Linked DNA regions of Homo sapiens: region 1 is linked to region 2. The links are chromatin loops, found by intact Hi-C in ENCODE. Cell type or tissue: natural killer cell. All regions are shown on one strand. Each heading gives the region's core, and the rest is flanking DNA. Links, peaks and the distances in the headings are about the cores only. Region 1 holds the start of MIB2 (MIB E3 ubiquitin protein ligase 2). Region 2 overlaps SLC35E2B (solute carrier family 35 member E2B).

Region 1 (13,832 bases), core at 4,508-12,507, 62 kb after region 2:
TCCTCGGGAGGCCCTGGCGGGGACTCAGTGTGACACTGCAAGAGGGTTCACAAATAAAGCTCTCAGAAGAAAACCGCCATCTCTTCCCATCTTGAGCCACTTGGGAGAGCGATGCAGTGGAGCAGGCCCCCTGTCCACCCAGCCTGCTGGGCTCCGCAGCCCCAGCTCTTGCCCGGGAATGGCCGGTCCAGCAGGTCAGCATCCTCCACACGCTGTGAGGAAATGCCCCTGGGCTCAGGGGCCTGGAGCGAACCTGCGGACCACGTTCCTCCAGGGACTTCCCTGATGCCAGGCTGGGAAGGCACCCGGGCCCACCCTCGGCAAGACCTCTGGGTGCGGTCGCTTCATGCCTGCTGCCTCCCAGTGAGCTGGGGCACAGCCAGGCCCAGAGGTGGGCTCAGCATGTGGGAAGGGAGGAATGAGGAAAGCAGGCCTGGCCAACAGCACTCCCAAGACAACCACACCTCCCTCCACGTGCAGGGAGGGCCAGAGACAAAGGTGACAAATGCAGGGGACGGGGTGGCACCTCTGGCTGTCCTTGCCCCAAGCAGGCTAGATTCTCCCCGAGCTGATGCCCTCGGACCAGAGCGCAGCAGCCTCCAAGACAGCCCAGGTGCTGGCTCCGGGTATGGGCTGTCCTCCTGGAGGTCTCATGCCGCCCTGGGGGATGCTGGCTGCCTGATGGCCACTGCTGCCTGTAGAGCCACCCAGAGGCCACCCTCTGTGCCCTGCCCATGGCACCACTGCTTAAGGCCACGGCTCTGGAGAGACTTGCTCCGTCTTCCTGGGAGCGGTCAGGAGGCAGCACCCTCCCCGAAGGCCAAGGCCCCAGTGGCAAGGCCTGGGTACCCGCCGCACAGGAGCCGGTGCGGCCCGGGACTCACGGGCGCGAGTGAGCGGTCTCGTAGCGGTCGAAGGCGTGGGCGAGCTCATGCTTGTTGTGCATGTAGCACTGCGTGCAGAGGTCGTAGTCCAGGCACACACGGCACTTCCAGCGCATCCCCCGCAGCCCGTGCTTCTTGCAGCAGTCACAGATGATGTTGGGGTGCCGGACGCCTGGGGGTGGGGTGGGGTCAGAGGGGCGTTCCCGCCCCCGGGTCCTGCCCGTCCCGCCTGCCCTTGGCGCGCACCGATCTGGGCGTTGTCGTACAGCAGCAGGTCGTGCGCGCCCTGGTAGCCGGCGCGGTAGTTGGTGCGCGTGCCCTGGTCCCACTGCACGACCACTGTGCGGTCGGGTGTCGAGGGGCTGCCGTGGCGGCCAAGCTCCACCACCGTGCCCACGCCGCCCTCGCCGCCGTCCTGCTGGCCCCACTTCCAGTCCACGCCGCGCACCACCCGCATGCCCACCTGCACGCCCGCCTGGGGGTCTGGGTCCATGTTGGGCGGGGCTGCTCGGGACCTGTGGGCAGAGGGGTCCATGGTGGGCCGGGCTGCTCGGGACCTGTGGGCAGAGGGTATTCTCAGGCCACCATGGGACACTCCCGGTCAGAGTGGGCTCCGCGGGAGAGCAGAGAGGCCCAACGGGGCAGGCAGGCTGGTTCAAGCCCTAGGGCCCAAGGAGGCCCGCAGTCTGGCACCAGGGAGGCCGGTGGGAAAGGCGGGCGCCGTGCCAGCCTGGCGCGGGAACTGCAGGGTGGTCTGGGCCCAGGGATCAGGGAGCCTGGCCCCGGGGGCTTCATGAAAGGTTCACAAATAACGCTCTCGGAAGAAAACCACCATCTCTTCCCACAGCCAATTAATGAGCTGGACACTGGACTTCACTAAAGTAAGAGCTGCCGTCCCCCGAGACACTCACATGGTTGGACGGGCAGTGGCAAGTGAGCAGACACCGTGACACGCGTCCCTCAGAGGACTCGTGTCCACACAGGGCGAGGAACTCCTATGATCCACACGAAAACGTCAGACAACCCAACAGAAAAACGGCAAACACGATGCAGGCGCCGTACAAGACCAGCAGGCATCGGCCAGCGGGACCAGGAGGCATCTGTCCCCAGACACTGCTCCTGGGGGACACCAGCTTTGGGCCCTGCACGTCAGGGACAGTGCAGCGAGGCCACACAGCACCACAGAGCCTTCTCTGGAAAAGTGGCCCTGGCCACGCAAGGCACTCACGACAGAGGCCGGATACTCGAGCAGAGGCAGGTTCCTGGGTCCTCAGTGGCCACGGGGTCCTGAAGCGGGGCTGAGTCCCAACCAAGCAGGGACCCACTCGCCACACAGAGCACAAGCCAGAGCTCACCAGCAGATGGAGGGAAGTAGCCAAGTGCAAACGCCATGCCAGGCGGCTCCGTTTATACAAAGGTGCAAATCCAGGCTGCCGGAGGCAGGGATGGAGTCAGCCACAGGGCTCGAGGCCCAGGACTGCTAATCCCCAGTCTGGGCGCTGACCCCCGAGAGCTCACTCTGCAGACGTGAGTCACCGTGGGCTGCCTCTCTCCACCATGCTGGGCTTCAGCACAGTCTCGTTAACAAGAAGAATGGATGTGAACATTAAGAGGGAAAATCAGAAGGTGGAGGCTACAGCTGGCTGTGATCGCACCACTACACTCCAGCCTGGCGGGGAGGGGAGGGCCACCACTCAATTTTCATTAAACCACTAGGACCCCATGGCCAGGGAAGGAGGCAGCCCAGGAACACTGCCTGAAGCAGAGGTGGGGGACACGGCAGTCCCAGGAGGCTGGAGGGACCCCTGAGACTGGGTGGATGTGGCTGAGGATGGGAGGGGGCCCTGCCAACTCCAGGACACAGGCCAGCCTGGGCCTCACAGGCCAGCCCTCCACCTGGGCAGCACTGCAACCCAGTGCTTTGCATCTCAGGCCAGTTCAGGAGACACCCTGGCCCGGGAGAGGCTGCAGGTGAGCAGTGAGGAGGGGCCACAGCAAAGCCCCCGACTCCTGCTCTGACTCAGGGGCCTGAGCCCCACAGGTTGTCCCCCGAGCAAGGCCCGGTGAGGAGCCCAGCCCCACTCCGGAGACTGAGTCCAGTGCAGAGGCTCTGCCTGCAGGGCTGGGCTCCCGATCCGTGCCCCCGATCCGTGCCCCGGCTGCGAGTTGGAGCACAGGACTCCCTCTAATTCTCAGGGGCACAAACTTCCTGGCCAGCTTGGCCTCTCCAATGCTCCCTCCTCACCCTGCCCAGGACCGCGAGAGCTTCCACAGGAATGGGTGGATGTTTTACAAGCACAGCTCTCCCTGTCAGTGACTAAGAGGAGCCCCCACCCAGCAGCCGGGCTCTGCTTCTTCAGGGAAACCCCACATGGCCTCATCTGTCCAGAGGCCTCACCTGTCGGGTGACGCTGCCTCCCTCACCTGTCGGGTGACGCTGCCGAGATGTGCACCAAGGCCTGGGCCAGGGCAGGCTCCAGCACCGGGGCTTCCTTTTCCTGTGGCACCAGTGAGCCCCAGACAAGGAGAGGGGTCCCGTGGGCAGCTCCACAGCCATCAGGGAAGGCAGCTGGCTCTGCCCTCCCCACGGCCTCCTGCAGCCTCCCGGCTGGGCCTCCGCATGAGCGGCTTCCACAGCCGGCAGCCAGAGAAACCCCACCTTGCCCTCGGAGGCCCCGCGGAGCCAGGAGCCCACCCACCACCCAGGGTGACCCACAGGCCCTCCCCATGGGCCCCTGTGGCACTATTCCCCTCGCGGGGCCTCTGAGGGCAGCCCCCAGGTGGTGCACTGCTGCGTCCTGTTTGGCCAGGACCCCACCAGCTTCAGCTTTGACTGAATGGCTGCATGAATGAAACATAAGAACCAGAGAGAATCTGTGCCAGGCTTCTGTGACAGCGGCAGCCCCTGTGTCCCGAGGACCCGCCCAGCACAGGCCGCTTCTAGCCATCCCAGCGCTGACTGCGCCTCACCCAGAGCATGTCCAGGTGGACACAGTTCCACCGGCCAGCCCAGCTCCATGGCCCCACCTGGGTCATGACACTTGACTCTCCAGATCTCTGCAGACCCTCCCATCCCCACTGGGGGCTGTCTTGGAGGGAGGTCACTCCCTCCTGCCCCAGCAGCTCCCCACTGCCTGCTCTGCCACCAGCTGGGGGGCAGGCTCTGCAGGGTTCCTGCTCCCAGGATCCACAAACTGACCTCAGCTTTTGCCCATGGAGCACCCAAGAAGGGTGAGGCATGGCCTGGGCTGAGCTCCCCCACTCCAGCCTCCTCTACACAGGGACCTTCGCCACAGAATGGCACAGGCCGGGGAGGCCGACGCAGCAGTCTGCTGGCGGGGGGACAAGTGAGAGGGGCACTGCTCCTTAGGGTTGCAGACCCCACCCCCTGCCAGGCCGTCCACCTCCACCAGATCCACACGCAACCTCCTCCTTGCCAGGATCCCACCAGAATCGGCCACAGCTGGAATCACACTAAGCCGGGGACTCCTCCCTGCCAAACACCTCCACTTAGCCAGAGCAGGGCTCATCACAGGCAGCCGCAGAACCGACTGGAGGTCTTTGCTAGTAGGGGACACGCATCTGCCGACCCCCGAGATGGGCCCGGCAATGGAGATGAAGGACTTGGGACCGCAAAAAAGCCAATGCCATGAGCCCACACTGTGATCCTTCTGCAGCAGGGGGCGCCTTCTGTCTCTGCGCCCAGACTCTCAGCCACAGCCAGCTTAGCCCAGGCCAGCGGCCACACCTGCCCGACCCGCTGGCCATATGCCATTGGACCTTTCCAAAAAGACAGGGGCAGGGTGCCCCATGTGTGAGCCAATGTGTCCTGTGCTTTGGCAAATCTTGCCCTTGGGGGGATGGGCAGAGGGCAGAGATGTCGGGGAGGTCACCAGCAGGGCCTCTGGGAATCAAGACCAAGCCTTGGCGGCCCCCGCGTCACAGGGGCAGTGGGGTGGAGTGCCAAGGCCATCAGCCTGAGACAGGGTAGCCTGTGCCCCAGACTGGCACCTGTCTGCAGCATGCCCGGTATTTTTAGCACAGCCAGGCAGCTCTCCAGCCCTGGCCCACAAACCCCCACCCTCCCAGAGGCTGTCCCTCATGGAAGCCCACCTGAGTTGGGGCACAACTGGGCTGAACACAGGCAGGGCTTCCTCCCTGGCCTCACTTCTTGTGCCTGGAACCAGCCCCCCACTTGCTGAGGGCTGCCCCAACAAGGGGGACGAGCCTGGACAGGGGAGCTGGGTGCGCCCACCCACTCCCACCTCTCCCCGGGGGCTGGGATGTGAGCACACAGGGGCCTGTAGACCCGGCGCCTCCTCAAGGCCTCCCCTGCAGGGCCCCCACCCCAAGGGTCTGGGGTCTGTCCCACTTCCAAGGCAGTCCCTTCTGTCCAGCATGGCACTGCCCTGGAGTGGCCGCCTCATCTGAGCGGGGTCTCCAGCCATGCCTGCCCGCCTGCCAACCCTTCTGCGGTGCCAGTGTGCAGACAGACCACATGCGCGTGGATCCCAGGCTCAGGAGCTCAGTATCCTGGACCCTCTGGAGGGGCCAGCAGTTTTGGTTTTTTTGAGACGTAATCTCGCTCTGTCGCCCAGGCTGGAGCGCAGTGGCGCAATCTCAGCTCACTGCAAGCTCCGCCTCCCAAGTTCACGCCATTCTCCTACCTCAGCCTCCCGAGTAGCTGGGACTACAGGCGTCTGCCACCACACCTGGCTCATTTTTTCTATTTTTTAGTAGAGACGGGGGTTTCACCGTGTTAGCCAGGATGGTCTCGATCTCCTGACCTCGTGATCCGCCCGCCTCGGCCTCCCAAAGTGCTGGGATTCCAGGTGTGAGCCACTGTGCCCGGCCGCCAGCAGCTTTTGAGGCTCTGCCGCCTTTCTCCTCAGCTCCTTCCTGCAGCTGCCTGCCTGGCTTTCTCACCATTGCCCCAGGGCCAGCAGTCACCCAAGACCTGCCACTGGGCTCCTGGCACCCTGGCCCCAGGGCTCAGTACCTGCCTCCGAAGGCCTCTCTAGGGGGTGTTTGTGGTGGGGGCAGGAGGCAGTAATGAGACCCCCACAGGCAGGGAGGAGGGGCACCCCGCCAGGACCCAGCACTTGTATCCCTTGGTCTCTTCTCAAAGGGGACAGAGTGCACCTGCTTAGGGGCGGGAGGATCCAGCCCAGCATCGAGGGGCCTGCCCCATTCCCATTGTTCATGAGAGGTGGGGGCTGTGGGGTCGCACAAGCAGCCTGCCCATGTCAGAGGGAAGCTTGTGGACAAAAGGGCTCATCCCTTGGGCTTCCCTGACCATCCTGTCCTCCTGGGGCCATGGGACAGGTTCTGGGCTGGGTCTGGGTCAAGCTGACCCCGAGGGTACTGGCCACAGGACCCATCCCCTGGGCAGGCCTGGGAGCAGGTGATGTGGGGCTGGCGCTTGGCACACCCGCTGCAGACCTCAGGTGAGGACTTCCTGGAGGCAGGTGAGGAACACCAGATTAGGGGTAGGAGTGGGGTGGGCAGCCTGGAAATCAAGCCCTCTAGGACAGATGTTCCCCCAAGGGCCCCTCACTCCCTCTGCCTCCACCCTGGACCTGTCCAGCATCCATTCCTTCCTGGAGAGCAGGAGGCCTCTGGGTTGCCCCCTCCTATTTTTCTGTTCTACACCCACAAGGCTCCAGGTGCAGAGGAGGGGACCCGTGGGACCTGATCACCCTGATCACCTGCCCACAGCGGGTGAGCTCTGGGCCAGAGGCTGCTATGGGAAGTGCAGATGTCCAAGGCTAGCCCTGCCCTCACACCAACCTGGCCAAGGTTTCCCAGAAAGACAAACCAGAGACAGCCACAGCCACAGCCCAGCACTGGTGGAGGGGCTCCAGGGAGCAGACCAGCAGACCAGAGCTGTGGCCACGCAGCCCCTGGTGTACATCGTGGCGTACATGGCTGTGGCCACTCCTGCTCCTCCTCTTGGAAACATACAGCCCAGGCTTCCGCTTCAGGATGCTGCCCCACAATGGGTATCTTCATCTCAGTCAGAAATTTACTCAGAGAGTTACCAAATGTTTTTTCCTTTGCCAGAAATGCTAGACTTTGCCATCTACCCACAGTTCACAGGCTGTGCCCCTGGCTGGCATCTGAACCCCGCTGCAGGCAACTGCTCCCGATGTTTAAAATGATGGAGGCAGTCAGGGTGTGAAGACTCGGGCGACAGATCGACAGATGTGCTTTGGCAAATCGGAACTTACCTCAGAGCACACACCAGCCTCGAGGCAGCGTCCCAGGCATTTAATTGCTACTTCCTGGGTCACAGATTCGCTCGGCTACCAGGCTTTCCTGTTGGAAGCTAAAGCCACTGGAGACACAACACAGCAAACCAGACGGGCAGCCAGCAAGCCAGGCTGGAGAAAATGGTTTCTAAAGGCAGTGTCACACATTTAGCATTTACCGTCTTAACCACGCAAGCAGACACCGGGTCTGTTCTATTGCTGCTTAGTTTCTCTTTTTCACAAGAAACTGCAAGCTCTCAGAGGGCAGGAGGACTTCCGAACCATCAGTCAGGAGAGTGTAGGAGGAGAGAGTTCCCTTATTGCAAGTATTTTATCGGAGAAGCTTTAAAAGCCATAGAAACCAAATCCTATTTAGCGAGAAAGTTAGCAAATTGCCTTTATTCAGAAGAAGCAAGTTACATGGAACTGGACATGAGGCTGCCCTCCTCCTTGCACCTCCAGCTGTGCCTAATGACACCGAAATGCCGCTGTGTGTGGCACGCCACAGGCCATGGAGTAGCTCCAGCTAACGCAGATGGACATCCCAGGTGCCCCAGGGAGATCAGGCCCACGGAGTGGGATGAAGCCCTGAGGCGGGGAGGCCAGCATGGAGACACCTGCTGAGGGAAAGCCCACGAGCGCTGCGGCCACCTCCAATCCTGCCCATCTGGGTGGAGACCTACAGGCACCCTGCAGGCTGGGGTGTCATCCCACTCACCGCCCAGGGCTGCCCTCGGCCAGGAGAGCGCCACATTCAGACACTTGTTGCATGTGAGGCAACAGGCCAGGGTGGAACCGGACAAAGGGGGCCTCCCGGGAAGGGCCAGGCTTGCCGGCGCTCCTGCGCTGCGGCCGCTCTGCCCCAATCCTGCAGGTGCCTATCAGAGGCCTGTCTGGCACCTCTGCTTTCTTCCTCCATGGGTTCCGAACTCAGAGAGGAGACGCGGGATTACTCACCACTCCCCTCCACTCGCATGCATGCTCAGACACAAACACAGCCTCTCTGACGTGGCTTCCACGGAGCCCCAAAGTGGGAGAGCCAAGTGCAAACTATCAGGCCGCGGACGATCAAGAGCTCACCTGTCCGGCCGTCCAGTCGCCCGCCGGGCCGCCTTGAGGCTCCTGGGCTGCAGCCCTGATGCCTGGAAACTTTGGGACTGGCCTCTAGCCTCGCTGGGCTTCCAACCCTGTGGCCGAGGGGAGATGCCAAGATGCACAGTTAGCACCTCGACCCGCGGCTCGGTCGCCTGTCTGCCCCCGGGGCTGCCCGCCGGCTCCAGGTCCACTCGGGCCCACGGCCGCGACACTCAGGGCCGCCGCCTGCCCGGATGGGCTCCCTGGGGTCTGAGCGCGCAGGAGCCGCCAGCGCCGGGCCCGTAATTGCGTGCGCCCGGGGTCTGGCGGCCGCGGCTCGCAGACGTCAGGAGGCTCCGGGACGCGCACGGGCGCCGGCGCAGGGGAACGGGCGGGCCAGGGGCGGGCACGGCGGGCACCCCCACCCGGAGCGCGCCCCGCCCCCTGTCATTCGTGCCCGTGGCTCGCGGAGGCCGCCCGGCCCTGTCCGCTGCCAGACCTTGCCAGGGCCGCGCAGTACCTGCCGACCCCAACTTGCCCGGACGTTTCCGTCCCGCCCGCTCCGCTCGGGGGCGCGGGACCGCCGGCCAGTCCGTCTGTCGGTCTGTCCCGGCGTTCGAGGCCACCCACCGGCCCCGACTGCTCAGCGGCGGCCAGGCCAGGCCAGAGCGCCTGCCGCGCGCCGCAGCCCACCCGGCCCGGACGACGACCCCAGCGCCGACCCCAGCGCCGCTGGCCCCGGGCCGCGCGAGGCCTGCCGGGAGCTGGAGTCCCGCGCGGGTGGCCGGACCACAACTCCCAGGAGGCCCCGCGGCGGCGCTGCGCGCGCAGCCCCAGCCCATCCCGTGCGGACCCTACGCCGAGTCCAGCCCGGGGCTGCTGGGCCAGCGGGAGCGGGAACCGGACGGCGCTCGCGTTCTGCCAGAGCGGAGAACGACTCGGGGACGGTGCGGAGGACCAGGGGAGGAGATCCGCGCCCGCACGCACCATCAGCCGAGAGGACGGCCCGCATCGCGCCAGTGACCTAGGAGCGACTCGGGGACGGCTTCGGGCTCCCAGGCCCTCCTGGGCCACCGGGCACTGAGGAGAGCGGCGGCTGGAAACTGTGGGACCCGAAGGGCGGGAGCCCAGGGCCCGCCCCCGCCGGAGCGCCCCCGCCATGGCCACGCCCCCGCCACGGGGATGGGCAGGGCAAGCACCGGAAGTGCGTCACGCGGGAGCGTCTGCGTCGCCTACCCTGCGTGGCGCAGCTAGGTTCCGAGCGGCTTAGCCTCCGGGCGCCTGCGCAGTGGCGGTCCTAGAGACGCACTCGGTTGCCATAGAGACGGGGGCTTGGGAGCGACGTCGCGCTCGCTGGCACTGGCGGCACTTGCCGCGCCGCAGCCACCTCTTTCCGACTCCACCAGTGCGGGCCCTATCCGGGGTTTTGAGTCACGCAGACCTGGACACAGCGAGAAACGGCAGTCCGGGCCCGTCCTCCCGCCCCGGGTTCTGCACCCCAGAGTTGGACGCTTGCTTCTCGCTTTCTCCTGAGAGAAGTCTCCGCGTTTCTGAACAATGCACTGCTAGTTTCTCATTTCTTTCTTTCTTTCTTTTTTTTTTTTTGGAGACGGAGCCTCGCCCTGTCGCCCAGGCTGGAGTGCAATGGCGCGATCTCGGCTCATTGCAACCTCCGCCTCCAGGGCTTAAACTATTCTCTTGCTTCAGCCTCCCGAGCAGCTGGGACTACAGGCATGCGCTACCACGCACAGCTAATTTTTGCATTTTTAGTCAAGACGGGGTTTCACCATTTTGGCCAGGCTGATTTCGAACTCCTGACCTCGTGATCTGCCCTCCTAGGGCTCCCAACGTGCTGGGATTATAGGCGTGAGCCACCGCGCCCGGCCTCTCATTTCTTAATTGTAGACATTGCGTACTTCCGGAGAAGGTCCCTGAGAACCTGGCTGATCTTCCCCGCTGCACCCCTCACGTGGTCCTGTTAGCTCCCAAACTGTCAACCTGAAAGGAAACCCAGAGGCAGGCTCTCCAGGACAAGTGAGTTAATCTGGGAATCGCAGGGGGTTGCAGCCTAGGCTGTTCGTGCCATGACAGATCATAGGCCTATCTGAGAGGGCCGGGCGAAGGGGAAAATACAGATGAGCTCACAAAAGTTGTTTTGTAACAAAAACCACTGGCTGTGGGCGCTTGCTGCAGGAGTGGGCGTTAGCTTGTTGTTGGAGAGAGCCTTACCAGGCCGACGTCCTTGTGCAAGCTGCTTATCTAGAATACTGCAGTCCTGAGGAATTTCCCTGCAGTAAGTCCGGTTACAGGCAAACGTGCAGGACGTGCAGGAGCGTCTTGTGAGGAGGCCTGCTGCAGGTATTCCTGCATGAGAGCTCCCCCTTCGTGGCCTCCCGACTCCATTTGTTTAGGGATTGGTGGAAGTAGTTCCATTTTGGTACCTGCAACTTTCACAGCTGTCGTGATGAAATCAGGCTTAGCTCTTCATGATTGAGTACCTGCTGTTCACTGCTACAGTATAAAACCATGCCACAATTCCTGTACAATCTTTTTTTTTCTTTTGAGTTAATAATTACCTAATATTTTCACATATCTAGCTTTTTACTAACCCATGGCCAGCCTTTTTTTCAAGTACCCCAACGTTTTCGCCACATGCCTAACGATACCGTTTTCCAAAGGCTCAAACACATCCGTTGTGTCTAACTGATTCTCCTGTTCCGACCTAGACCGATCACTTCCTGACCCGGCTGCACAGCTCTTATCTCGAGCTTTTCTCTGCTCTCATCCTTGAGACTCACTTTGTCTGTCTCCTTTCTTGGATTCCCTGTGTAAACGAAAAATAAAATCCTAAGCTCTCTACCAACTGTTTTTTGTTTTGTTTTGTATTTGAGACAGGGTCTTGCTCTGTTGCCCAGGCTGGAGTGCAGTGGCACTATCTTGGTTGACTGCAGCCTCTGCTTCCTGGATTCAAGTGATCCTCCCACCTCAGCCTCCTGAGTAGCTAGGACCACAGACATGCACCACCATGCCGGTTATTTTTAAATTTTTAGTAGAGACAGGGTGTCACCATGTTGCCCAGGCTGGTCTCAAACTCCTGGGCTATGCTGTTTGCTCACCTCTGCCTTCTGAAGTGCTGGGATTGGCTGGGTGCGATGGCTTCACGCCTGTAATCCCAGCAGTTTGGGAGGCTGAGGAGGGCAGATCACTTGAGGTCAGGAGTTCATGACCAACCTGACCAACATGGTGAAGCCCTGTCTCTACTAAAAATACAAAAATACAAAAAAAAAAAATATTAGCCAGGCATGGTGGTGCACGCCTGTAGTCCCAGCTACTTGGGAGGCTGAGGCAGGAGAATTGCTTGAGCCCAGGAGGTGGAGGTTGCAGTGAGCTGAGATCGTGACACTGCACTCCAGCCTGGGGAACAGAGCAAGAATCCGTCTCAAAAAAAAAAAAAAAAAAAGCCAGACGCGGTGGCTCATGCCTGCAATCCCAGCACTTTGGGAGGCCAAGGCAGGCAGATCATGAGGTCATAAGATCGAGACCAGCCTGGCCAACATGGTGAAACCCCGTCTCTACTAAAAATACAAAAATTAGCTGGGTGTGGTGGTGGGCACCTGTAATCCCAGCTACTTGGGAGGCTGAGCCAGGAGAATGGCTTGAACCCAGGAATCGGAGGTTACAGTGAGCCAAGATCATGCCACCGTACGCCAGCCTGGTGACAGAGGAAGACTCTGTCTCAAAAAAAAAAAAAAAGAAAAAAAACCAGCCAGGCACAGTGGCTCACGCCTGTAATCCCAACACTTTGTGAGGCCAAGGTGGGAGGATCACCTGTGGCCAGGAGTTGGAGACCAGCCTTGCCAACATGGCAAAACCCCATCTCTACTAAAAATACAAAAATTAGCCGGGCTTGGTGGTGCTCGCCTGTAGTCCCAGCTACTTGGGAGGCTGAGGTGGGAGAATTGCTTGAACCCAGGAGGCAGAGGTTGCAGTGAGCCAAGATCTGGCCACTGCACTCCAGCCTGGGTGACAGAGTGAGACTCCGTCTCAAAAACAAAAAAAACAAAAAAAAAAAAAGAAAAGAAAAAGAAAAAACAAAAGTGCTGGGATGTGAGCCACCACACCCAGCCAGCCCTCCACCAACTGAACAGATTCCCTTTTGACCAAGGGGACCCCAGAGAAATTTTTAAAACTGAGTTTCCAGCCGGGTGGATCCGCCTATAACCTATAAGCCCCCACTTCAAGATATCCCACCTTTTTAGGCCAAACCAACGTATACCTTCTATGTATGTATTTATGTCTTTGCTTATAACTCCTGCCTTTCTAAAGTGTACAAAACCAAACTAAACCGACCACTTCAGAACCACTTACTGAAGGCTTCTCGGATGTGTGTTTTCCTGGGGCCCACAGTCATTCATATTGGCTCAAAGTAAACCTTTTGAAAGTATTTTGTGAAGCTGGACATGGTGGCTCATGCCTGTAATCCCAGCCCTCTGGGAGGCTGAGGTGATTGGACCACTTGAGCCCAGGATTTAGAGACCATCCTGGGCAACATGTTGAAATCCCATCTCTACAAAATATACAAAACTTAGCTGGGTGTGGTGGCACGTGCCTATGGTTCCAGCTACTCTGGGGGCTGCGGTGGGAGGATCGTTTGAGCCTGGGAAACGGAGGCTGCAGTGAGCTGAGATCGCACCACTGCACTCTAACCTGGGCAACAGAATGAAGCCCTCTTTAAAAAAAAGAAGAGCCCGGGCGTGGTGGCTCACGCCTGTAATCCCAGCAGTTTGGGAGGCCGAGGCGGGCGGATCAGGAGGTCAGGAGTTCGAGACCAGCCTGAGGAACGTGGTGAAACCCCGTCTCTTACTAAAAACACAAAAATTACCTGGGCGTGGTGGCACACGCCTATAATCCCAGCTACTCAGGAGGCTGAGGCAGGAGAATCACTTGAATCCGGGACGCAGAGGCTGCAGTGAGCCAAGATTGCGCTGTTGCACTCCAGTCTGGGCAGCGAGAGCAAAACTCTGTCTCCAAAAAAAAAAAAAAAAAAAAAGAAGGAGGAAAGAATGTCTTATTCAGAGTTTGGCTTTTCTGTTAACAGCTGTTTCCTGGAATCTGCGTCCTCCTCCTTCTGGCTTTACTCCTTTACTTTGCTGAAGTAAGACCCCTAGTAACTTCCTGGGGAGGGCCCATGTCTGGACAGTTGCTTATTCTACTGGAAGGTTCACCAGAGCCCCTGCTTTCTCTCTGTGTCCTGCCTGAGAAGCACAGAGCCTGGCCCACTGCATGCTTTCCCTGCAGTCTTGAAGCCCGGCCAGGACCTTGAGTATTCTCAGTTACTGATGAACTAGGTTGTTGTCTGAAACACTGAGAGATCAAACATGTTGCTAAATATGTGGAAACAAGAGTCACATTTCTTAAATCCTCCTGTAAAACTCTCCACTCTAGCCCCTGGGTGCAGGCATTCCTAGGTGGAACCTCTCCATCTCTTGCTGTCAGCCCGAGGATGTGCTGCCTCCCTCTGTACATAAATTCCCCGAACAAATGCTTTGGGCCGATCACCCTGGCGTTTAGTGCTTCTTTTCTTTGGGACCAACCAGCCCCACCTCAGGATGGTTTGAGGCAG
Region 2 (15,902 bases), core at 3,568-11,567:
GTTTGATCTGTGGTGTGGTTCATGCATTCGTGTTCGTGTTCCATTTCAGAGACCCTTTTCCCCTACCCTTGTTGATTTAATTATTTTTGCTTTTTAAGCAAGCGACATATTTTCATGGTTCTGAAAGTCAGACCTGGAGCCGCCCCCACCTCACTGCACTGCACTCCTGCCTGCCCTGTCACTGAAGAGTCTCCTTATTCTTGGGTATATCCTTCCTGTATTTCTTTTTCCTTTTCTTTTTTTTTTTTTTTTTTCTGAGAAAACGTTTCACTGTGTCGCCCAGGCTGGAGTGCAGTGGTGAGATCACGGTCACTGCAGGCTCATCCTCCCAGACTCAAGCAGTCCCCCCACCTCAGCTGGGCACACAGGCGCACACCACCGTGCCCAGGCCTAATTTTTGTACTTTTTTGGTAGAGATGAGGTTTCGTCATATTACCCAGGCTGGTATTGAACTCCTGGGCTCAAGCAATCCTCCTGCCTCGGTCTCCCAAAGTGCTAGGATTACAAGCATGAACCAACACACCTGGGCAAAAAATGCTCCAACTTTTTTTTTTTTTTTTGAGACGGAGTTTTTGCTCTTGTTGCCCAGGCTGGAGTGCAATGGCGCAATCTTGGCTCACTGCAACCTCCACCTCCCAGGTTCAAGTGATTCTCCTGCCTAAGCCTCCCAAGTAGCTGGGACTACAGGCATGCGCCACCACGCCCGGCTAATTTTGTATTTTTTTAGTAGAGACAGGGTTTCTTCATGTTGATCAGGCTGGTCTCGAACTCCCAACCTCAGGTGATCTGCCCGCCTTGGGCTCCCAAAGTGCTGGGATTACAGGTGGGAACCACTGCACCCGCTGGCTGTCCTGTTTTTTTTTTTTTTTTTTTTTTTTTGAGATGGAGTCTCGCTCTGTTGCCCAGGCTGGAGTGCAATGGCGCGATCTCGGCTCACTGCAAGCTCTGTCTCCCAGGTTCACGCCATTCTTCTGCCTCAGCCTGCCAAGTAGCTGGGACTGCAGGCACCCACCACCACGCCCAGCTAATTTTTGTATTTTTAGTGGAGACGGGGTTTCACCATGTAGGCCAGGATGGTCTCAATCTCCTGACCTTGTGATCCACCCGCCTCGGCCTCCCACAGTGCTGGGATGACAGGCGTGAGCCACTGTGCCCAGCCTCCTGGGATGACAGGCGTGAGCCCCCGCGCCCGGCCTCCTATTCTTAATTTCCAAGGCCCACTTGGGTTGTGGGTGGTCCCCACTTACCATGGTCTGAGTTGTGATTTTCTGACTTTATGATGGTGGGAAAGCAAACGCCTTCAGCAGAAACGCTGCCCTGAGCTCACAGCCGTCCTCTCTCTCACTTCCGGTGGGGTTGTCTGAATTTCACGAGCGGCTCAGCGCGCTTATAGCCACTCTGCATTAGGCGGCTTAGCCCAAATGTCACTGATGTGGGTGTCAGCACGCGGAGGTGGATGAGGCACATTAAGAGCCAAAGGACGGGCTGGGGGCTGTCTGTGGAGATGTCAGTGGCCTTGAAAAGACAGTGCACTGGGGCAAGCGTCTCACGACTGCTGAGTGTCTACCCTGCGGCCCACGGGTCTCCTGGGCTGTGCCCCAGACGTGAGTGGACAGCAAGCGATCCTCCCTCCTCGGCCTTCCAAAGTACTGGGGTTCTAGGTGTGGGCCACCGCCGCTGGCCAAACATGAAGGTTTGACTTACAACTTTGTGGTCTCTGGTCTGAACAGGCACCTGCACCTGGAGGACTCTGAGACCCTGTTTCCAACCATGATGTTTTGCACTTGTGCTCTGATATGAAATGTGTTTGGTCTTTGTTCCTGGTTCCTGGCACAGAAGCTCCTCGAAGCCTTGGAATTTCCTGAGTGACAGGAGTGGTTCAGATCACCCCGGAGCTTATGCTGATCACACCTGAGCTTATGCTGATGAGGCAGGGGGTGGGGCCCTGGAGAGCGGGGGTAGGGGGGACTGGTCGCCAGAACACCAGGTGACCCCAGGATTGGAGGCTGGGAGCTTTGAGCCCCACCCGCCAACCTCAGGGACGCAGCGAGCGAAGGTGGAGATTAAACGCTGTAAAAACCCGTGAATGAGAGATGAAAGAGTGGGATGGTCTTCGGATTGTGGTGCTGGGGGCAGGGGGTGGCGCCCAGAGAGGGCCTGAAACCCAGCACCTGCCCAGGCCTTGCCTGCGCGTCTCTGCGGCCGGCTGCTCCTCTGTTTTCTTTTAACGTAAGTGCTTTCTGCAGTTCTGTAGGGCAGTCCTGTCAAACTCATTGATCCTCAGGAGGGTGTCGTGGGAACCCCGATGTATAGCTGCCGGTCAGAAGCACGGCCCACAGGCTGACCAGCATCTGAGGAGGGGGCAGTCTTGTGGGATCCAGCCCTCGCCGCAGGGGACCTGGCACTCTCCCCAGGGGGACGGCTTCGGGAGGGAATTGAACCAGAGGACACACAGCTAGTGTCTGTGGAGAATTGCTCAACGTGGAAATAACCTGCATCTCCTGTGGGAAGTGTTGTGTGGGAGTGCAGAGAAACTGTGCATTCCTCACAGGACTTTATTTATTTGCTTGTTTATTTATTTGTTTGTTTTTGGAGACAGAGTCTCGCTCTGTCCCCCAGGCTGGAGTGCAATGTCTCGATGTCGGCTCACTGCGATTTCCACCTCCAGGGTTCAAGCAATTCTCCTGCCTCAACCTCTTGAGTAGGTGGGATTACAGGTGCCCACAACCACACCTGGCTAATTTTTATATTTTTAGTAGAGACGGGGTTTCACCTTGTTGGCCAGATTGGTCTCGAACTCCTGACCTCAAGTGATCCACCTGCCTCCAAAGTGCTGGGATTACAGGCGTGAGCCACCAAGCCCGGCCTCCCCCATGTAAACCTTGAACTCTCGGAACTACTTAGGAAGGACCCCGGGCTGTGATCTCTCACAACTACTTAGGGAGGACCCCGGAACCCCCTGGCTGCTCAGCTGGGTTCCAGCACCTGAAGGTGCTGTTGCTTTCCCCTGGGGCCCGTCCCCGAGATGAGAGGAGCACGTGCTGGAATTCCCTCTTTCAGGCACTTTCATGCTTTTATTTCTACACGTGGTGCTTCCCGCACAGCTGACAGCGCATGGTGGAGCCGAGTCGTGCGTTTCTGTCTGTGATTCGTCCCTCAGTCTTCCCCCGCTCCGGTGGGTTTGGGCTTGGGGTCCGTCCCTTTGACACTGGGACTGAGCCCCTCATTTCCATCGTAGCTTCAGCTCCATCAATAAGGTGTTTGTTTCTACTGTTGACAGGCACGTAGGTTGGCATTCTTTTGGTGTTTGCTTTGTCTTGTTTTGCTACTAACAAAAAATGCTCATTAAACACCCACCTCCAAGACTTCTATGAGAAGGTGTGAAGAGCCCACCCATTTTCCCGGGACCGTTTGGCCCTCTGTGACCCAAGTCAGCCTCGGCGAAGTGCTTTATTTTCTTGTTTTTTGTCGCTCCCTGTCACCCGCATGACCTCTGAAAGGTTGCACCCAGCCGGGCACGGTCACTCATGCCTGTAATCCCAGTTCTATGGGAGGCCAAGGCGGGCGAATCACATGAGGTCAGGAGATTGAGACCAACCTGGGCAACATGGTGAAACCCTGTCTCTTCTTTTTTTTTTTTTTTTTTTTTTTTTTTTTTTTTTTTTTTTTTTTTTTTTTTTGAGACAGAGTGTTGCTCTGTCGCCCAGGCTGGAGTGAGTGCAGTGGCGCGATCTCGGCTCGCTGCAAGCTCCACCTCCCGGGTTCACACCGTTCTCCTGCCTCAGCCTCCTGAGTAGCTGGGACTACAGGCGCCCGCCACCACGCCTGGCTAATTTTTTGTATTTTTAGTAGAGACAGAATTTCACAGTGTTAGTCAGGATAGTCTCCATCTCCTGACCTCGGGATCCCTCTGCCTCAGCCTCCCAAAGTGCTGGGATTACAGGCGTGAGCCACCACGCCCGGCCTAAATCCTATCTCTTCTAAAAGTACAAAAATTAGCCAGGCTTGGTGGCGCATGCCTATAATTCCAGCTGCCCGAGAGGCTGAGGCATGCGAATCCCTTGAATCCAAGAAGTGGGGGCTACGGTGAGCTGAGATTGTGCCACTGCACTCTAGCCTGGGCGACAGAGTAAGAGTCCCTCTCAAAAAAGAAAAGAAAAGAGGCCGGGCGCGGTGGCTCACGCCTGTAGTCCCAGCACTTTGGGAGGCCTAGGTGGGTGGATCACGAGGTCAGGAGATCGAGACCATCCTGGGTAACATGGTGAAACCCTGTCTCTACTAAAAAAATACAAAAAAAAACAAAATTAGCCAGGCGTGGTGGCGGGCGCCTGTAGTCCCAGCTACTTCAGAGGCTGAGGCAGGAGAATGGTGTGAACCCAGGAGGCAGAGCTTGCAGTGAGCCAAGATCATGCCATTGCACTCCAGTCTGGCTGACAGAGCGAGACTCTATCTCGAAAAAAAGAAAAGGAAAAGGAAAGAAAGGTCTCACTAGACAGTTTCAGGCCGGAATCTGTTTGCATTTGTACCGTCAGGAATTTCCAGCCTGGGAACAGTCAGTGACAGGAACGAACCGTGGGTGCCTCTGCAGGGGTGGCTCCTGCCTGGCTGCCCTTGAGTTGGCTGAGGAGCTGAGAACTTGGACTTCAGGATTCTCTGACTTCACTGGTCTGACGTGGAGCTCCCAGTGTTTGAATAAGAAGCGGCTGGGCGTGGTGGCAGGCGCCTGTAATCCCAGTTACTCGGGAGGCTGAGGCAGGAGAATCCCTTGAACCTGGGAGGTGGAGGTTGCAGTGAGCCGAGATTATGCCACTAAACTCCAGCCTGGGCGACAGATCGAGATTCCATCTAAAAAAAAAAAAAAAAGAATAAGCAGCCAGCCTCAGGCATTTACGCAGGGACAGGTGTTTACGTGGGGGGAAGATTAGATATCGCCTCCTCCTGCGGCCTTGGAGCTGTGGGGACAGGGATGCTGGGGGTGAGGACGGTTCATGGTAGTGAAGTCCTGCAGATTGGGAGGGGAATGGAGACCCCGGGACCACGTGGGCTCAACTGCAGGGACGGGACAGTCACCCACACAGAGCCGGGGCAGGGCTGTGGGAGCACAGGTCGGTGTGACGTTGGCTGGGGCTCAGCATGCGTGTCCCAGGGCTGGGCAGTTCCACTCCTGCACGTAGACACAGACGAGGATGCTCCTAGTAGCCCGTCCCAAGTGCTTCTTGCCAGAATGGGTCCATTTGTCCAGTGGGCTGCTGTGCAGTGATCGGACAGAGAACCCGCGTCCCAGCGCAGCTGCATGGAGAGGCCTTTGTTTGCAGTCGGCTTCTTGTTTAAGCTCTTTTAATTTTTTTTAACTTTTTTTTAATTTTTAGAGTCAGGGTCTTGCTCTGTTGCCCAGGCTGGAGTTCAGTGGCACAATCACGGCTCACTGCAGCCTTGACCTCTCTTGTTCAAGCAATCCTCCCACCCCAGCCTCCTAAGTAGTTAGGACTACAGACATGCACCACCATGCCCGGCTACATTAAAAAAAAATTTTTTTTTTTTGAGACGGAGTTTCACTCTTGTTGCCCAGGCTGGAGTACAACGGTGTGATCTCGGCTCACCGCAACCTCCGCCTCCCGGGTTCAAGCGATTCTCCTGCCTCAGCCTCCTGAGTAGCTGGGATTACAGGCATCCACTACGCCCGGCTAATTTTGTATTTTTAGTAGAGACGGGGTTTCTCCACGTTGGTCAGGCTGGTCTTGAACTCCTGACCTCATGATCCACCCTCCTCGGCCTCCCAAAGTGCTGGGATTACAGGTGTGAGCCATCGCGCCCAGCATTTTTTTTTTTTTTTTTTTTGACGGGAGTCTCGCTCTGTTGCTCAGGCTGGGGTGCAATGGCGCGATCTCAGCTCACTGCAAGCTCTGCCTTCCAGGTTCAAGTGATTCTCCTGCCTCAGCCTCCCGAGTAGCTGGGATTACAGGTGCCAGCCACCACACCCGGCTGATTTTTTTTTTGTACTTTTAGTAGAGACGGGGTTTTGCTGTGTTTGCCAGGCTGGTCATGAACTCCTGAGCTCAGGTGATCCGCCCACCTTGGCCTCCCAAAGTGCTGGGATTCCAGGTGTGAGCCACGGCGCCTGGCCCAGAACCTTAAGTTCTTGATGTACAGAGAACGGCAGCGTCAGTGAAGTGTGATTTCTGTTTTTTTGTTTCCACTAATTGTGAGCAAACATTAGGGTGGGGACTGGGCTGCTTGTGTGGGTCCCACAGGCTTCTTGGAGCACAGTGTCAGCAGAGAAGGGGAATGGGGGTCCTCATTGCGGGGAGCAGTTTTGCCTGGGATGCTGTGAGTTTCTCAGAGGGAAGCTAAGTGGACAGACTGTTCTGGCAAGAGGGAGATGCTTGCCTTTTGAATTCCAGGTTTGCCTCGACGTCAGGTGGGACGTGACTGGCGTCGTCTGCACACGCCCGAGCCCACGTGCTGTTCCTTGCTCCTGGAGGGGTTTCTTGAGCGTGGCCTCCTTGCCATGTAAATGAATTTGGTTTTAGAAACTCGCTGGTGGTGGCAGAGCCTGTGTAGCGGGTGCTGTGACAGCGTCCCCAGCCAGGGGGCAGCCTTCGAGGTGGGAGGGAGAGGTCAAGGGCCGTGAGGCCTAGTGAGGTGGGGAGTGAGATCCACGCCTGCCATGAGCTCCACCCCTGCCTTGCGGAGCCCTGTCGCGAGTGCTCTGTCCTTTTGCTCTGCCGCACCCTTTGTTGTTGGATTTTCACCTCAGGAAAGCCAGGTAGCTGCTCCACCCCCAGCCAGGGCCCATCAGTCCGGGAAACTGGCACAAAGTCTCCTAGCTCCCTGGCTCAGGGCCCAGCCAGTCCTAGCTCCAGGGAGGCTGCAGCCCATGGAGGTTTAGCTCCCAGCTTGTTGTCACCCCAGGCTAAGCAGTGGGACTGTGCTGCTGAACAGGAAGAAGGGAATGGTGTCTTTGTGGAGATCTGGCACTGTCAGTGGCCCGAGGAGTGGATGAGTCCTTTGTTATTCCGAGGCTGTGGGAACTGGTGGAGGGGTCGGCCTTCTCCTCACTGAGGCCTGGGGTGCCCTTGGAGGCAGCTGTCCTGGTGCACCGAGGGGTCAGGGCACACATGGGTGGCCTGGGAGCGTCTGGGTGGCACTGAGCTGGCGGTGTGATGGGCAGACGGGGAGACCTGGGTGCACAGACACACACAGCAGGGGGAGGGGAGGAGAGAGAGGAAGGCTGCAGAGGCCCTGGCATTGCCGCCACTGGGGAGAGGGCAGAAGCGCCTGTTCCCGGGTATGGGGAGGCCAAGTTTCAGGCACCTCTGAGCACTGCTGGGCAGGTGAGCTGGGGGAGAGGCCGGCCTGAGCACCCAGGCGAGGTCTTCATGGGGGAGGGGGTGGCGTGCGTCCCTCAGTGTGAACACAGAATATTTATGTATACATATGGCACGCACGCAAGTGCATAAACATAAACACAGAAGGAGGTCACGAATGAGGTGGGAACCCCAGTTTCCCGGGGGAGAAGTGAGACGAGGAGGGGTACTGGGTCGGGCAGCACGGCCGGCACCACACGCTCCCAGAGCGCCTTGGTGAGACAGGATGGGCGCCCCTTCAGATGCACAGCCTCCCCCGAAGCAGGAAGAGAAACCCAGGTGTGAGAAACAGGAAATCGGGCTGCCTGAGCGCTGGGATTGAGACCTGGGGGAGGTGGGGTCTCGGTGCTGCGGAGTCACAGTGGCGTCTGTGCAAAGCCCCAGCTGGGGGGATGATTCCCACTGGACCTCAGGAGGAAACGGCTGTTCTGACCTTCCTGGAGCTCGTGGGAAGGGAGGGGGTGTCTCGCCCCGAAGCCACAGTCGCCTGAGCGTGAAGCGGGTGTAAGTGTGGTTTTATACCACGGAGTCTGTCTAGAAAGTAGCATGGAACTTTAGGAGGCCGAGGTGGGCGGTTCACGAGGTCAGGAGATCGAGACCATCCTGGCTAACACGGTGAAAACCCGTCTCTACTAAAAAAAAAAAAATTACAAAAAATTAGCCGGACGTGGTGGCGGACGCCTGTCGTCCCAGCTACTCGGGAGCCTGAGGCAGGAGAATGGCGAGAACCCGGGAGGCGGAGCTTGCAGTGAGCCCAGATCACGCCTCTGCACTTCAGCCTGGGCGACAGAGCAATACTCCGTCTCAAAAAAAAAAAAAAAAAGGAAAAAGAAAGTAGCATGGAATTAGTCCTGGGCACCCGACAGCGGCAGCCACAAAGCCCATCGAGAAGGTGCAGCTGCCAGGCAGGGCGTGAAGGACCCACAGCCCCAGGTCTGCCAGGACGACAGTCAAGTGTGCCAGGAGACCGTCTCTCAAGAGCAAGGATCCGCCAACACGCGCAGAGAAAAACGGGATTCAATTGCTAAAAATCTTTGGACAGTGAACGATTGCATTTTCTTTTTTTCTTTTCTTGAGACAGAGTCTCACTCTGTCACTGAGGCTGGAGTGCAGTGGTATCATGTCGGCTCACTGCAACCTCCGTCTCCTGGGTTCAAGCAATTCTTCTGCCTCAGCCTCCCGAGTAGCTGGGATTACAGGCGCCGGCCACCATGCCCTGCTAGTTTTTATATTTTTAGTAGAGACGGGGTTTCGTCATGTTGGCCAGGGTGGTCTCGAACTCCTGACCTAAGGTGATCCACCTGCCTCGGCCTCCCAAAGTGCTGGGATTACAGGTGTGAGCCACCGTGCCCGGCCCAATTGCATTTTCAAAGTGATTTTAAATTGGTGGTTGAAACCTTTGAGGACATTAAATGTTCAAAACGGGTGATGTGTTTCCTTTTCTTAATATTTTAGCGTCTGCTTCTGCGCTTTGCCTGGGAGAGGCCCTGGTGGCCTCGTTCCTGGCGCCCGGAGTCCCTGCTGCGGCCCCACCCCCGGGCGGTCACGGTGACCCATGCTGCCCAGCCTGGAGGTAAAATCGTTCGTGGCTGTGGCTTCAGCATGTCGTCCTCGGTGAAAACCCCAGCACTGGAAGAGCTGGTTCCTGGCTCCGAAGAGAAGCCGAAAGGCAGGTCGCCTCTCAGCTGGGGCTCTCTGTTTGGTCACCGAAGTGAGAAGATTGTTTTTGCCAAGAGCGACGGCGGCACAGATGAGAACGTACTGACCGTCACCATCACGGAGACCACGGTCATCGAGTCAGACTTGGGTGTGTGGAGCTCGCGGGCGCTGCTCTACCTCACGCTGTGGTTCTTCTTCAGCTTCTGCACGCTCTTCCTCAACAAGTACATCCTGTCCCTGCTGGGAGGCGAGCCCAGCATGCTAGGTAGGCGGCGGCTCGGGCAGGGTGGAAGCCGGCCACCTGCCACCCCACAGGGAGCAGCCAGCAACCACCCGGGAGGGCCGGGGGAGCCCAGGTCAGGATGGGAGGCCGGGGGTGGAGCCCACTGCAGGCATGGGAGGGGTGATTCTCCCTCTTGTCTTCGGCCCCCTCCCTCCCGCAGGTGCGGTGCAGATGCTGTCCACCACGGTTATCGGGTGTGTGAAAACCCTCGTTCCTTGCTGTTTGTATCAGCACAAGGCCCGGCTTTCCTACCCACCCAACTTCCTTATGACGATGCTGTTTGTGGGTCTGATGAGGTAAAGAATCTCCTGGTTTTGGTTGAGTGTCTCTTTTTCTTTAAATGTAAAGTCCCTCTCGTTACTAGAGCGGGGACTCTGCTGGCTGGTGAGTTTTCAGTGCAGACTTTATAAAAGCACCAGGGCTGTCCAGATTTCAGGACACCAAATGAATGTGGCTTCGTGGCTCTCACTGCCACGTGTGTTCAGTCAGCTTCTTTCCGGGCTGGTGGTCTCAGGACAGGGTGCCTCCTTGTCTCTGGGACGTTTTCAAGGGGTGGCAGAAGTCACTTCCCATTGGACGCAGTGCCGTTTCCTGGGGGCTCGACCTAAAGCGTCACAGAAGCGGGTCCAGGCACCATGTTGGTGATGAGGAGGTGGGCGGAGAGGGGCCGACGTGCCAACCGAGCGAGCGAGCCCCTTGGAGAGCCTGCCCGGTGGGTGCAGGCAGACAGACTCGTTCTAAGGTGATGGTGCTTTTGGCTCATTTTTAGGTTTGCAACTGTGGTTTTGGGTTTGGTCAGCCTGAAAAATGTGGCGGTTTCGTTTGCTGAGACGGTGAAGAGCTCCGCCCCCATCTTCACGGTGATCATGTCTCGGATGATTCTGGGGGAGTACACAGGTGAGGCCCCCGGGCCCCGCCCCTCCGCCTGCGCCCCACCATCCCAGGCCTCCATCCGTGGTGCCCGTCTCTGCTGCCTGCCATGGGGCTCTGCCGCGAGGACCACTCAGAGTGGTGCCCACACTGGCAGTGCCTTCACTTCTCTCACGGTCACATGTGCGGGGGTGTCTTGGAGCCTGGCGTCTGCCAGGTATTCTCACACTGGCATGCGGAGGTCAGGGCAGGGTTGTGTCTGTGGCCCTAACTGGGTGGGGAGACAGGTGGGGGCTGGGCAGATTCCTGGCAAGCAAGATTACTGCAGGTGCCAATCACTGATCCGAAGAGGACGGGTGGGGGCCGCCTTCGGCCAGCACCACACAGGCGGCCGTGGCTCCTGGTCCGTGGGCCCTCCTGTGCCAGCACCCCACAGCCTCTCCAGCACCCGCCACCACAGGCCTGTCCTGGGCCCCAGCCCCTGACCTCAGCTGCAACCCAGGCTCCTGCCTCTCCCACCTCTTAATGACTCACAGGCGATTTCCAGCGACATGTCAGCCCCATGTCGCGTACCCAGTGTGGCTGCATGAAAACCAGCGAGGAGCAGAGGCGCCCACAGAGCGCGGCGTCTTGAACGGAGTCGGGGGGTGCACACGTGTTCGCTTATTTAAGAAACTACAAGATCTTAAGGCCGAGGGAAGTGTCTGTCTGCCTTTGGGGACGGGAGGAGGCCGAGGGTCCAGGATGGGGTTGGGCTTGCCCCACATGCACTTGAGACCCGCACACACGTTTAGGTGATTATAACAAAATCAAAGCCTAAAAGTCAACTCTGGTTTTTTTTTGTTTTTTTTTTTTTGTTTTTTTTATGTTTTTGAGACAGGGTCTTGCTCTGTCGCCCAGGCTGCAGTGCAGTGGCGAGGTCACGACTCACTGCAACCTCGGCCTCCCAGGCTTAGGCAATCCTCCCACCTCAGCCTGTTGGGTAGCTGGGACCTCAGGCATGTGCCACCATGCCCAGCTAATTTTTGTATTTTGTGTGTCTTTTTGTTTTTTCACTGTGAATATACGTTAGTCATTTTTCTTAACAATTGAAACTTGGAACTCTGGGGATTCAGAATTAACAGCCTTGGCTGTGAGCTTATCGATACCAGAAAAAGTTTGGACCTTGCGTTCCACGTTATTCTGCTGGGCTTTGTCCGAATGAACCCTTGTGAGCTGCTGTGTCCATTTCACGCCGATTCTCCTGCCCACAATTTCACCTGGGAAGACCGAGTCCTCGAGGATTGCGACGTGCGCAGCTGTCGGAGCGTGGATCCTGGGACGCTTTTGCTTATTTTTTGTACACCTTTTTTGAGTTGGTTTAGGCAGAATTTTCCTCTAAGCAATAGACGACATACTTACCAGTGAACTTTTTCTCCAATTCACGTACTAGCCAGACTTGGATGTTCTGGAATTATTTCAGTGGCAGAACAGGAACAAAGATTATGATAACTTCCTTTTTTTTTTCTTTTTTTTTTTTTTCTTTTTTGAGAGGAGTCTTGCTCTCTCGCCCAGGCTGGAGTGCAGTGGCACGATCTTGGCTCACTGCAAGCTCCATCTCCCGGGTTCTCGCCATTCTCCTGCTTCAGCCTCCTGAGTAGCTGGGACTACAGGCGCCCACCACTGCGTCCGTCTAATTTTTTGTATTTTTAGTAGAGACTGGGTTTCACCGTGTTAGCCAGGATGGTCTCGATCTCCTGACCTCGTTGATCCGCACGCCTCAGCCTCCCAAAGTGCTGGGATTACAGGTGTTAGCCACCACAGCCGGCCCTCTTTTTTTTGAGATGGAGTCTCGCTTTGTTGCCCAGGCTGGAGTGCAGTGGCGCAATCTTGGCTCACTGCAGCCTCTGCCTCCCGGGTTCAAGTGATTCTCCTGCTTCGGCCTCCTCTGAGTAGCTGGGATTACAGGCATGTGGCCCCACACCCAGCTAATTTTTGTATTTTTAGTAGAGATGGGGTTTCACCATGTTGGCCATGCTGGTCTTGAGCTCCTGACCTCGTGATCTGCCCGCCTCAGCCTCCCACAGTGCTGGGATTCCAGGCGTGAGCTGCTGCACCTGCCCATAATAACTTTCTCACCACCACCAACTTCAGTTTCCCTCACTGCTGTAATATTCAGCTCCCTGAGCTGGGCCTTGAGGTCCGAGTTCATCTCCAGCTCCAGAAGAATCTAAGAAGGCAAGAACACCAGGGTCAACCCTCAGTGCGTGTATGAGCACCCCCAGCCTCATTTTTGTGTTTTCTATAGAGATGGGGTCTCGCTGTGTTGCCCATGCTGGTCCTGAACTCCTTATCTCAAGTGATCCTCCTGCCTCGGCCTCCTAAAGTGCTGGGATTACAGCCATCAGCCGCCGTGTCCGGCTTTAAAAAGCAATCCTAAAAATCGTAAACAAAATGACACAGAGGAACCTTATTGCGCATCGAGCCATGCAAGAAAGGAGCCGTTTATTTCCAGCAAGTTTAAACATCGATTTGACCTCCAGCCATGGTCGATGAGATGTTAGAAAACCAACTCTCTTGCTGACAACAATGAGAAAATCTTGATACCATTTAGCAAAAAGAAGTCTGTGGGGGAGGCGTTGGAGAGTGACGGAACTGCCAGGGCCTGAGGCACCCGGCTTCCGGTGCCTCTGGCAGCCCAGAGAAGTGACTCTGTCTGTCTTAAGGCACCACCCTCCCCGGTGCATTTGCTGATGGTTTCTGAGCAGAGCAGTCTCCTGGGGCTGGAGGGGCACAAGCTGGAATGGGCGCCCCACCATGGGGACCCCCAGATGCCAGACCTTCAACTGAGATAGGAATCTGGTGCTGGATATAGGCGTCTATGGCACCCCAGCTGCATGTCAACAGCAGCAGCAAGCCCTCCTTGAAGGGTGAAACGGCATTCACAGTCTCCAGTTTTCTCTACAATTTTCATAAATGTTGTCCGTGATTCAACCAGAGTTTCCAGCAGAGGCCGAGACCAGGTGACGGCAGACGAGAGGACGCCCCTCTGGCTGGAGCCTCCCCGCACAGACTCGGGTCCCTCTGCTACGCCAGGGTCTCGACTGGGCAGTATCTGTGGGTTTCCCACGTTAACTTGTCTCAGGTTTCTCTTTCTTCTTTTGAGACAAGGTCTCACTCTATCGTCCAGGCTGGAGCGCAGTGGCATGGTCACAGCCCACTGCAGCCTCGGCCTCCCCCGTGCAGGTGATCTTCCCACCTCAGCCTCCCCAGTAGCCGGGACACACACCCAGCTAATTTTTGTATTGTTTGTAGAGGCGGGGTCTCACCTTTGCTCAGCCCTGTTCTTGAACCCCTGGGCTCAAGTGATCCTCCTGCCTCAGCCTCCCAAAGTGCTGGGATTACAGGTGTGAGCGGTGTTCCATAGATTTTTTAAAAATCCTTCACGTAAAAGTTTTTTGTTACATTTCAGAAGGAAACAGAAAAGCATAAATTCAATGTGGGCATCCCCCTCCCGGCCCACAGGGCCTCTTTCTCTGCAGTTCCCTGGGGACCATCTCCTTCACACTCACCGTTTCACAGGAGCGTTCACAGAATCAGGAAGGTTTCTGTGGCTCACCTGCCCATGGCTGGGGCTCAGTCTCTGGGGGACGCATCTCATGTAGAGTGAAAGGCGCCACCTTTGCCGTGGGGACGGGACTTATTTGCAGACACGGACTTTGATTTGCTTTATCTCACAATGTGAAGAAACTGACAAGTATTGTTTTTGAATTGAAGGAAGCATCCGTTCCTTTCATAAGAGGGGATGGAAACAGCCTGGCCCTCGGGAGGGAGCGTCCGCCCGGCGGGTCAGCCACTCACAGGGGCTGTCCTCTCGCCAGGGCTGCTGGTCAACCTCTCCCTCATCCCAGTCATGGGCGGGCTGGCGCTGTGCACGGCCACTGAGATCAGCTTCAATGTCCTGGGGTTCTCGGCCGCACTGTCCACCAACATCATGGACTGGTGAGTCACAGAGAAGGTGGGCGTGAGGGGGACGAGACCCGGTGCTCACCTGCATCTGGGTGTGCAGATTCTCAGGTGAGCTGAGAATTCCTCCCGTGAGCCAAAGCAGGTGCGTCCAATGCTGCCCTTTCCTAAAGAGCAAAACAACAGGTATCCCCGGCAGGTAAGTTTCTCAAAAATAAGCCGAAATTTCAGGATGGACGGTCTTGGTACTTAAAATGCTAACCATGGAGACACGGTTAGCTGACAAATGCTGAAATACGCAGATACGCTCAGCAGTGTGTCTCGCTCGGTGTGTCTTCATGCGGCTGCCAGAGCAGGGACAGTCCCCCAGCGGCAGGTTCTGCCTGTTTGGGAGCTGCGCGGCCTCCAGGTCGGGCGGATCCTCTGCTTCCTTGTGGCCATCTGTGTCCTGGTGTCACGATGGCAGGAAGGATGAGAGGCCGACTCCCACAGCGAGGACAGCGCGTGGCAGGCTCCCAGAGGAGAGGGCCCTGTTATTTACGTCTTTGTCACTCGGTAGAGAAGAGCGGTGGACGCTGCACTTCGGGGGCCGTTCAGATTCACCCAGAATTGGGCGTCCACCTCCCTGCCGTGCTGTTAATGGCCACACTCCAGCCCCGGCAAAACCTGCCCTTTGAGAATGACCGGCTTCTAGGCTTTTCCTGCTTTTGAGGAAAGAAAGGAAAAGACACCACCACTGGTGTCTGAGAGTTTATCATTATTACTGATAATCAAAACAGGTTTGTGGTGAGATTTTGAATAATACAGAAGTAAAAATAAAAATATGTTGGGCACAGTGGCTCACGCCTGTAATCCCAGCACTTTGGGAGGCCAAGGCGGGTGGATCACGAGGTCAGGAGATCGAGACCATCCTGGCTAACATGGTGAAACCCCGTCTCTACTAAAAATACAAAAGATTAGTCGGGCATAGTGGCGGACGCCTGTAGTCCCAGCTACTGGGGAGGCCGAGGAAAGAGAGTGGCGTGAACCTGGGAGGCGGAGCTTGCAGTGAGCCGAGATTGCGCCACTGCACTCCAGCCTGGGCGACAGAGCCAGACTCTGTCTCAAAAAAAAAAAAAAAATCTGTTGGGCGTGGTGGCTCACACTTGTAATCCCAGCACTTTGGGAGGCTGAGGCGGGTGGATCACTTGAGGTCAGGAGTTGGAGACCAGCCTGGCCAACACGGTGAAACCCTATCTCTACTAAAAATAAAAAAAGTAACCAGGCGTGGTGGCGGGCACCACTGAGGTCTGGTCATTGTCGCCATCGCTCCGTGTGAGCGCAGACACCTTCTCCCCCTGATGTTCCGTGCCGAGGACTAGTATTGATGCATAACCTCTTTTCTTTATTCTAGTTTGCAAAATGTTTTTTCAAAAAAGCTGCTCAGCGGGGACAAATACAGGTTCTCGTAAGTATTATTCGTCAGTGAAATCTCCAAGTCATAAGACGAAGAGGACTTCCTGCTCACTGTAAGAGTCAGAACACCCCACAGGCCTGACTCCCTTCCTGTCTGGCTTGGGTGGCCTTTACAAGTACCCTGTCTAAGCTCGGGAGGGACCCGCCCGTTTCTCAGCTACTCCCTTGAGCCCCTCAGCCAGCCTGGTGTGCGTTTGCGTTTTCATTTCTGGGAAGCTGCAGCACCCTAGTCCTGTCTAGAGAGAATGAACGTCTTCTGGGCTGGGGTGCCTGGGTGTTCTTGCTGTGAGGGAGCTGCGTGTGAACTCGGCCTGTCCCGACAC

The links. Hi-C counts contacts between places; a loop is a spot of excess contacts. Peaks named below come from ENCODE experiments on the same cell type or tissue, not always from the same donor. Only the 100,000 strongest peaks of a DNase experiment are listed, where the experiment ranks them.
Region 1: it touches region 2 in a loop (2.6-fold over the local background); 5 of 110 quality-filtered maps call a loop at or near these places.

The regions. Positions count from the first base shown.
Region 1 is chr1:1,610,998-1,624,829 of GRCh38, reverse strand. It overlaps MIB2 (MIB E3 ubiquitin protein ligase 2), which reads right to left and starts at 9,330. Exons shown (of 20, transcript NM_001170687.4): 1 at 9,197-9,330; 2 at 8,216-8,322; 3 at 1,131-1,399; 4 at 885-1,056; 5 at 1-35. The coding sequence starts at 1,377. LOC124903821 (a long non-coding RNA gene) reads left to right here. Exons shown (of 3, transcript XR_007065352.1): 3 at 1-73. RefSeq lists silencers at 8,396-8,485, 8,516-9,565 and an enhancer at 9,666-9,835. In natural killer cell, for the core only: no CTCF peak of the experiment used is centred there; DNase peaks (open chromatin) are centred at 8,609, 9,009, 9,419, 10,289 and 1 weaker place; H3K4me3 peaks cover 1,823 bases; H3K27ac peaks cover 1,440 bases.
Region 2 is chr1:1,669,767-1,685,668 of GRCh38, reverse strand. SLC35E2B (solute carrier family 35 member E2B) reads left to right here. Exons shown (of 10, transcript NM_001290264.2): 3 at 8,823-9,291; 4 at 9,470-9,605; 5 at 10,079-10,206; 6 at 14,040-14,160; 7 at 15,518-15,571. The coding sequence starts at 8,970. It also overlaps the pseudogene LOC100288379. Among named protein-coding and RNA genes, the nearest start is that of SLC35E2B, 15 kb to the left of the region's middle. RefSeq lists a silencer at 5,065-5,359 and enhancers at 7,615-7,664, 15,397-15,897. In natural killer cell, for the core only: a CTCF peak has its summit at 6,589; DNase peaks (open chromatin) are centred at 6,598 and 7,708; H3K4me3 peaks cover 718 bases; H3K27ac peaks cover 1,704 bases.